Regions from separate parts of the Homo sapiens genome. Here region 2 is linked to region 1. A link is a loop called in an ENCODE intact Hi-C map of the cell type or tissue named here. Cell type or tissue: A673. All regions are shown on one strand. Each heading gives the region's core, and the rest is flanking DNA. Links, peaks and the distances in the headings are about the cores only.

Evidence for each region. A loop is a pair of places that touch in the nucleus more often than their neighbours do. Peaks named below come from ENCODE experiments on the same cell type or tissue, not always from the same donor. Only the 100,000 strongest peaks of a DNase experiment are listed, where the experiment ranks them.
Region 2: a loop joins it to region 1, with 4 times the contacts of the local background. A loop is called at or near these places in 14 of 110 quality-filtered maps.

What each region holds. Positions count from the first base shown.
Region 1 is chr14:22,993,782-22,996,692 of GRCh38, reverse strand. It overlaps C14orf93 (chromosome 14 open reading frame 93), which reads left to right. Exons shown (of 7, transcript NM_021944.4): 3 at 425-745. All of the region lies in intron 2 of AJUBA-DT (AJUBA divergent transcript), which reads right to left. Among named protein-coding and RNA genes, the nearest start is that of AJUBA-DT, 11 kb to the right of the region's middle. In A673, for the core only: a CTCF peak has its summit at 1,797 (motif pointing left); a DNase peak (open chromatin) is centred at 1,752; H3K27ac peaks cover 731 bases.
Region 2 is chr14:23,185,814-23,188,724 of GRCh38, reverse strand. It overlaps a transcript of RNF212B not described here. Among named protein-coding and RNA genes, the nearest start is that of SLC7A8, 3.6 kb to the right of the region's middle. In A673, for the core only: a CTCF peak has its summit at 1,468 (motif pointing right); a DNase peak (open chromatin) is centred at 1,474.

The sequences.
Region 1 (2,911 bases), core at 324-2,823:
ATTTGTCTTTTATGTCTCCTCTTTATTGCTGTTACTGTTTTATTTTCTTACTCCTTCTCTTGCTTGGTTTCTTTCTTGTCATCACTTCTTCACCCAGTCCTTTCAGACAAAACACTTATCTAGCTCCATTTCTTATATCCAAGAGCTATCCATAAATGACTATTCACCAACAGTGTCAGAAACATGCTTTCTCCTTGTGAGCAGCCCTATGGTAACAACCCAACATGAGAGGCCCTGTACACACAAGAAATATTTGCCCAACACTCATAGGAGTCCCAGAGAAACAAGCCATTGACCATTAAAGACTGTGCTAGAGTTCCCCTTCTTTCCACTTTCTGTTCACTATTCTTAGCCAAAGAATGATGGTTAACCAGGTTCCCCTAAGCCTGGCTGGCTAATAGGCTATTATTTTTTATGTTCTTAGCTGGTGGATGATTACGTGGCCTCTGAGGGTGCAGTACAGCGAGTTCTGGTCCCTGCTTATGCCAAGCAACTCTCACCAGCCACACAACTGGCAATCCAGCGGGCAACCCCAGAGACAGGACCAGAAAATGGAACCAAGCTGCCACCACCCCGCCCTGAGGACATGCTCAATGCCGCTGCTGCGCTGGACAGTGCCTTGGAAGAGTCAGGCCCTGGGAGCACTGGGGAGCTGAGACACTCTCTAGGGCTGACCGTTTCCCCATGCAGGACCAGAGGAAGTGGGCAGAAGAACTCCAGGCGCAAGCGGGATCTTGTACTCTCTGTGAGTGAGCTCAGTTTCTATAAATTTTTCTTCAGTCTGGAGAGATAAGTGAAGAGTGATGGGTGGGTTGATTTTAGGCCTCCCATATTGAATGAATGCTGTACTGAATCCTACCAGAGTGGGAGGGATAAGGAGAGAGGTTATTCTGTAACACTAGGGATAGGAAGTCCCCTGCTAAACATCAAGCTTTTAGGCTTTTCCAGATAATGTGATATCTTCCTTTATATCACATCTCCTGGTGTTCTTTTTTTTTTTTTTTTTTTTTTTTGAGTCAGAGTCTCACTCTGTCACCCAGGCTGCAGTGCAATGGCATGATCTCAGCTCACTGCAACCTCCACCTCCCAGGTTCAAGCGATTCTCCTGCCTCAGCCTCCTGAGTAGCTGGGATTACAGGCACGTGCCACCACCCCCAGCTAATTTTTGAATTTTCAGTAGAGACCAGGTTTTGCCATGTTGGTCAGGCTGGTCTCGAACTCCTGAGCTCAGGTTATCCACCCGCCTCGGCCTCCCAAAGTACTGGGATTACAGGCGTGAGCCACCATGCCCAGCCTTCCTAGTGTTCTAATAATCCTGATGAGAAGATCTTTAAGGGATTGAGCAGATTGGTCACCAAAGGGTAACTCTGGAAATTGCCTGCAAATTAAGCTAGTGTGCAGAGTAAGTGACAAGGGGCACCTTGGGTGGAAAAGCAAGTGAAGCTGTCCTGAGGTGGTCTCAAGCTTCAGAGATGCAGAGAGTCACTAGACCTTCAGCTCAGTTATAGAGGTTTGGAGATTCCAGTCATTCCAAGAGCTCTTAGCCAGGAAGGGACTGGCCTGAACCAGGTCTGCCTGAACACTTCTTGGCGTGGCTGGGAGCCCAAAGAACATCCTGCTGAGCTGGGAGTCCCCATCCTGGCAGCTGACCAAACCTAGAGAAGTTCTAGGGCAGTAGTTCTCAACCTGGGGTGATTTTACCCTCAGGAGACATTTGGAAACATCTGGAGACGTTTGTGATTATTACAACTGGTGGGTGGCCGGGGGCAGGGGAAGGAGAATGCTACTGACATCTAGTGGGTGTTCTGCTAAACATCCTGCAGTGCACACGACAGCCCCCATAACAAAGAATTATCCAGCTCAAAATGCCAATAGTGAAGAGGTTGAGAAACCTTCTTTAAAGTGACCACAGTCTTTGGGATCAACTCTGTACCCAAAAACTTCTTTTTTTTTTTTTTCTTTCTTGAGACAGGGTCTCACTCCCATTGCCCAGGCTGGAGTGCAGTGGTGTGATCATGGCTCACTGCAGCTTCGACTTCCCAGGCTCAAGTGATCTCCCACCTCAGCCTCCCGAGTAGCTGGGATTACAGGCATGCACCACCATGCCTGGCTTATTTTTTGTATTTTTGTATTTTAGTTGCCCAGGCTGGTCTCACAAAAGCTTTTTTCTGACAACTGTGGGGATATTGTTTTTAGTCTCGCTCTGTCACCCAGGCTGGAGTGCAGTGGCGTGATTTCAGCTCACTGCAAGCCTCCCAGGTTCAAGCGATTCTCCTGCCTCACCCTCCCGAGTAGTTGGGATTACAGACTTGCACCACCACGCCTGGCTAATTTTGTATTTTAGTAGAGATGGGGTTTCACCATGTTGGCCACGCTGGTCTTGAACTCCTGAGATCAGGCAATTCACCCACCTCGGCCTCCCAAAGTGTTGGGATTACAGGCGTGAGCCACCATGCCTGGCTGGAGATATTCTTTAGCCATACAATGTTCATATTGACTATAATGAGTTTATAGTTACAATTTGCATAAAAGCAGGATTTTCCATCACTTCCATTCCACTTGTGCCTGCTGCCTCCAGAGAGAGGTACAGCATTGAGGCCTGGCTTCTTCCTTCCCTTAGGAGAGTGTGGTGGAACTGAAGACCTGCAGGAAGGACAGTATCCTCACTCACCATCATGCTCTCTCTATTCTGTGCTTGAGAAGGATCTGGAGGACTAGTCAGGGAGTTCTGCTGCCCATCATGGAGGAAGGTTTAAAATGTTCTTGTGGCAGACTGTGGGTTTAGAGGGGGAGGGACAGTTATTCCAATCTTTAGCTCTGGGACAGAATCAAAGAGGCATCTCTCCAATCTGCTGAGGCTCTTGAGGATTGCTGCTAGGGATCCTGTGAACCAAAAGGATCAAACCAGAAT
Region 2 (2,911 bases), core at 215-2,714, 190 kb before region 1:
GCTGAGGCTGGAGGAACTCTTCAGGCTAGGACTTTGAGATCAGCCTGGGTAATGCAGTAAGACCTCATCTTTACTAAAAATTTTTTAAAAATTTGCCAGGCATAGTGGTGTGCACCTGTAGTCCCAACTACTTGAGAGGCTGAGGCAGGAGGATCACTTGAACCCAGAAGTTCAAGGTTGCAGTGAGCTGTGATCACACCACTGCACTCCAACCTGGGTGACAGAGTGAGAGTGAGACCCTATCTCTAAAAAAAAAAAAAAAAACCCTAATCTTTGTCAAACATAATGAAAACCAATTAAGAAGGGGAAGTTTCCATATTTAAGTATTCAAAGCTGGAGTCACTTAAATCCTGAGAAAGAAGACTGTTAAGGCCCCATGACAGATTGGACCCAGCAAAAGAATCAAGAAAATGCGGAGATCTGGCCTGCCACAGGCAGTGCCTCTTTATTTCTTTCCCACTAGTGCTGGGCTGGCTCCATGGAATCCCACCAAGTGCAGCAGACAGAGGAGTAATCTGTTGGAATTTTTGTCTCTGGTGTCAGAGCAAGGATTCATCATTATCTCCAGAAGAGCTGAATTAATTAACCATCATAACAAAGCAGGGTCAGCTGCATCCAAATTCTCAGGACTGCATAAACCCTAGAAGACACAACTTCCTTTGAACTTATGAATATGCCCAAAAGGCAAACAGAGCATACACTAAAAAGGGCTTAATCACTGACCGAGTCTCCTCATTTCATCTTCCTTTCTTTCTGACCTATTTTGGCCTTTTCTTTTTTTAATTTTTTCTTCTTTTCTCATTAATTTTCATCTGCTTTTCATTTTCTAATGAAGTAAAGGCATCTAAAACTACTGGCTCAGGAAGGCCCCATCTAATCGACCATAGGCAGTGATCCCTGGGACTCTGGGAAGAAAGTTGGCTTTAATTTAAAGCAGGGTTTCCTTCTGCTTTAAACTAAAGCACATAGATATGGGGCACATAGTTACGAGAAGAAGGATGGAGTGAGCGCATGGACTGTGAGTTGACTCCAGGGAGAGATTTGGGTCCTTTGTTGGTAACCTCAGACTTCCCAGCTCTGTTACAAAAAGCAAGAATAAAGTGCTGTCTATTGGATCTAGAAAAAAAAATCAGGAATGGAGTGCATGAGCTTTGTGCTCTATTCCTTTGCATTAGCAGACACGTCTAACTTGTCTCTGAAAGGGAATATTAACCCGGGTGTGGTGGCGCACATCTGTAGTCCCAGCTACTCGGGAGGCTGAGGCGGGAGGATCACTTGAGCCCAGGAGTTTGAGGCTGCTGTGAGCTGTGATTGTGCCACTACACTCCAGCCTGGGTGACAGAGTGAGACCTTGTCTCTAAAAAAGGGGGGAGTAGGGGAATATTAGAACATGACTGCGTGGGGGTTGTGTGTGTTTGTGTTTTAACTATCACAAGCAGCATGTCCCAAGCCATAACCTTTTCTGTCCAGTAGGTGTCAGCTACGCACAGCCTTTCTCTTTCTAAATCCATATTTGTAAGAAAACGGCCTTTCATCCATAATTTTCCCTAGTTAAAGGGATCAATTTCTTCTGATCTGAAGCACGCAAAACAGCTGAAACAGTGGCTCCGATATTGGAAACAGAATTGTACTACGTACTTGGGATATGGCCACACTGAGGACTGTGCGAAGGGGGTGACAAATGTTGGGGGGGCCCAGGTGAAGTCCTGTGGGTCTCACTGAGCAGATAAGTGTTAGGATCAAGGTGAGTCTCTAAAAGGCACAGTTAAGACACCAAAGCAAAAACACAGAGTTTCCCTCAGGTGAAAGAAATTGAGGCTTTGACCAGTAGCTATAGCATCCTGAAAAAGTGCTCAGTGTAAACTATCAATCTCCCATTTGCCCTCAAATAGACTGTCTTGTTTTTTACCTCAGGTAAAATATTTCTTTAAGCCTCAGGTTTCTAATTTTTAAAATCTTTAAGATAACTGCCTCGTCTGCCCAAGATACTACATGAGGAGGAAAAAAATTGAGATATTGTTCAGAAAACCATTTGTGGGCTATAAAGCACTATTTAAACGTAGAGAATAGAATAAAAATATAAAGGCAAATGCAGAATAGAGTAATCCCAGCACTTTGGGAGGCCGAGGCGGGTGGATCACAAGGTTAGGAGTTCAAGACGAGCCTAACCAACAGGGTGAAACCCCGTCTCTACTAAAAACACAAAAATTAGCCAGGCATGGTGGCAGGTGCCTGTAATCCCAGCTACTTAGGAGGCTGAGGCAGGAGAATCACTTGAACCTAGGAGCCAGAGGTTGCAGTGAGCCGAGAGCCGAGATCGCACCACTGCAGTCCGGCCAGAGCAGCAGAGCGAGACTCCTTCTCAAAAAAAAAAAAAATGCTCAAAATTTAATAAACATTAGTTTGTAATTTTTTACAGATTTTTGTCAACATATTACACCAAGGCTTTTCTTTCTCTCTTGTGTTCAATGTTAGTCACCTGGAATTTTGACACACTTAAGAGTTTATGTCACAAAAAGATTCCAACCTACAGAGAGGCACTTAATATAAATAATGCTCCCTTTGAAAGTGGGGAGATTCCTTTCCTAGCTTTGTTTGTTTGTTTGTTTTGGTTTGGTTTTTTTAAAGACAGGGTCTCACTTTGCCACCCAGGCTGGAGTGCAGTGGTGCGATCTTGGCTCATTGCAGCCTCAACCTCCATGGCTCACACGATCCTCCCACCTCAGCCTCCTGAGTAGCTGGGATTACAGGCGTGAGCCACCACACCCAGCTAATTTTTGTATTTTTTGTAGAGATGGGGTTTCACCACATTGCCCAGTCTGGTCTTGAACTCCTGAGTTCAAGCACTCCACCTGCTTCGGCCTCCCAAAGTGCTGGAATTACAGGCATGAGCCACCGTGCCCAGCCCCTT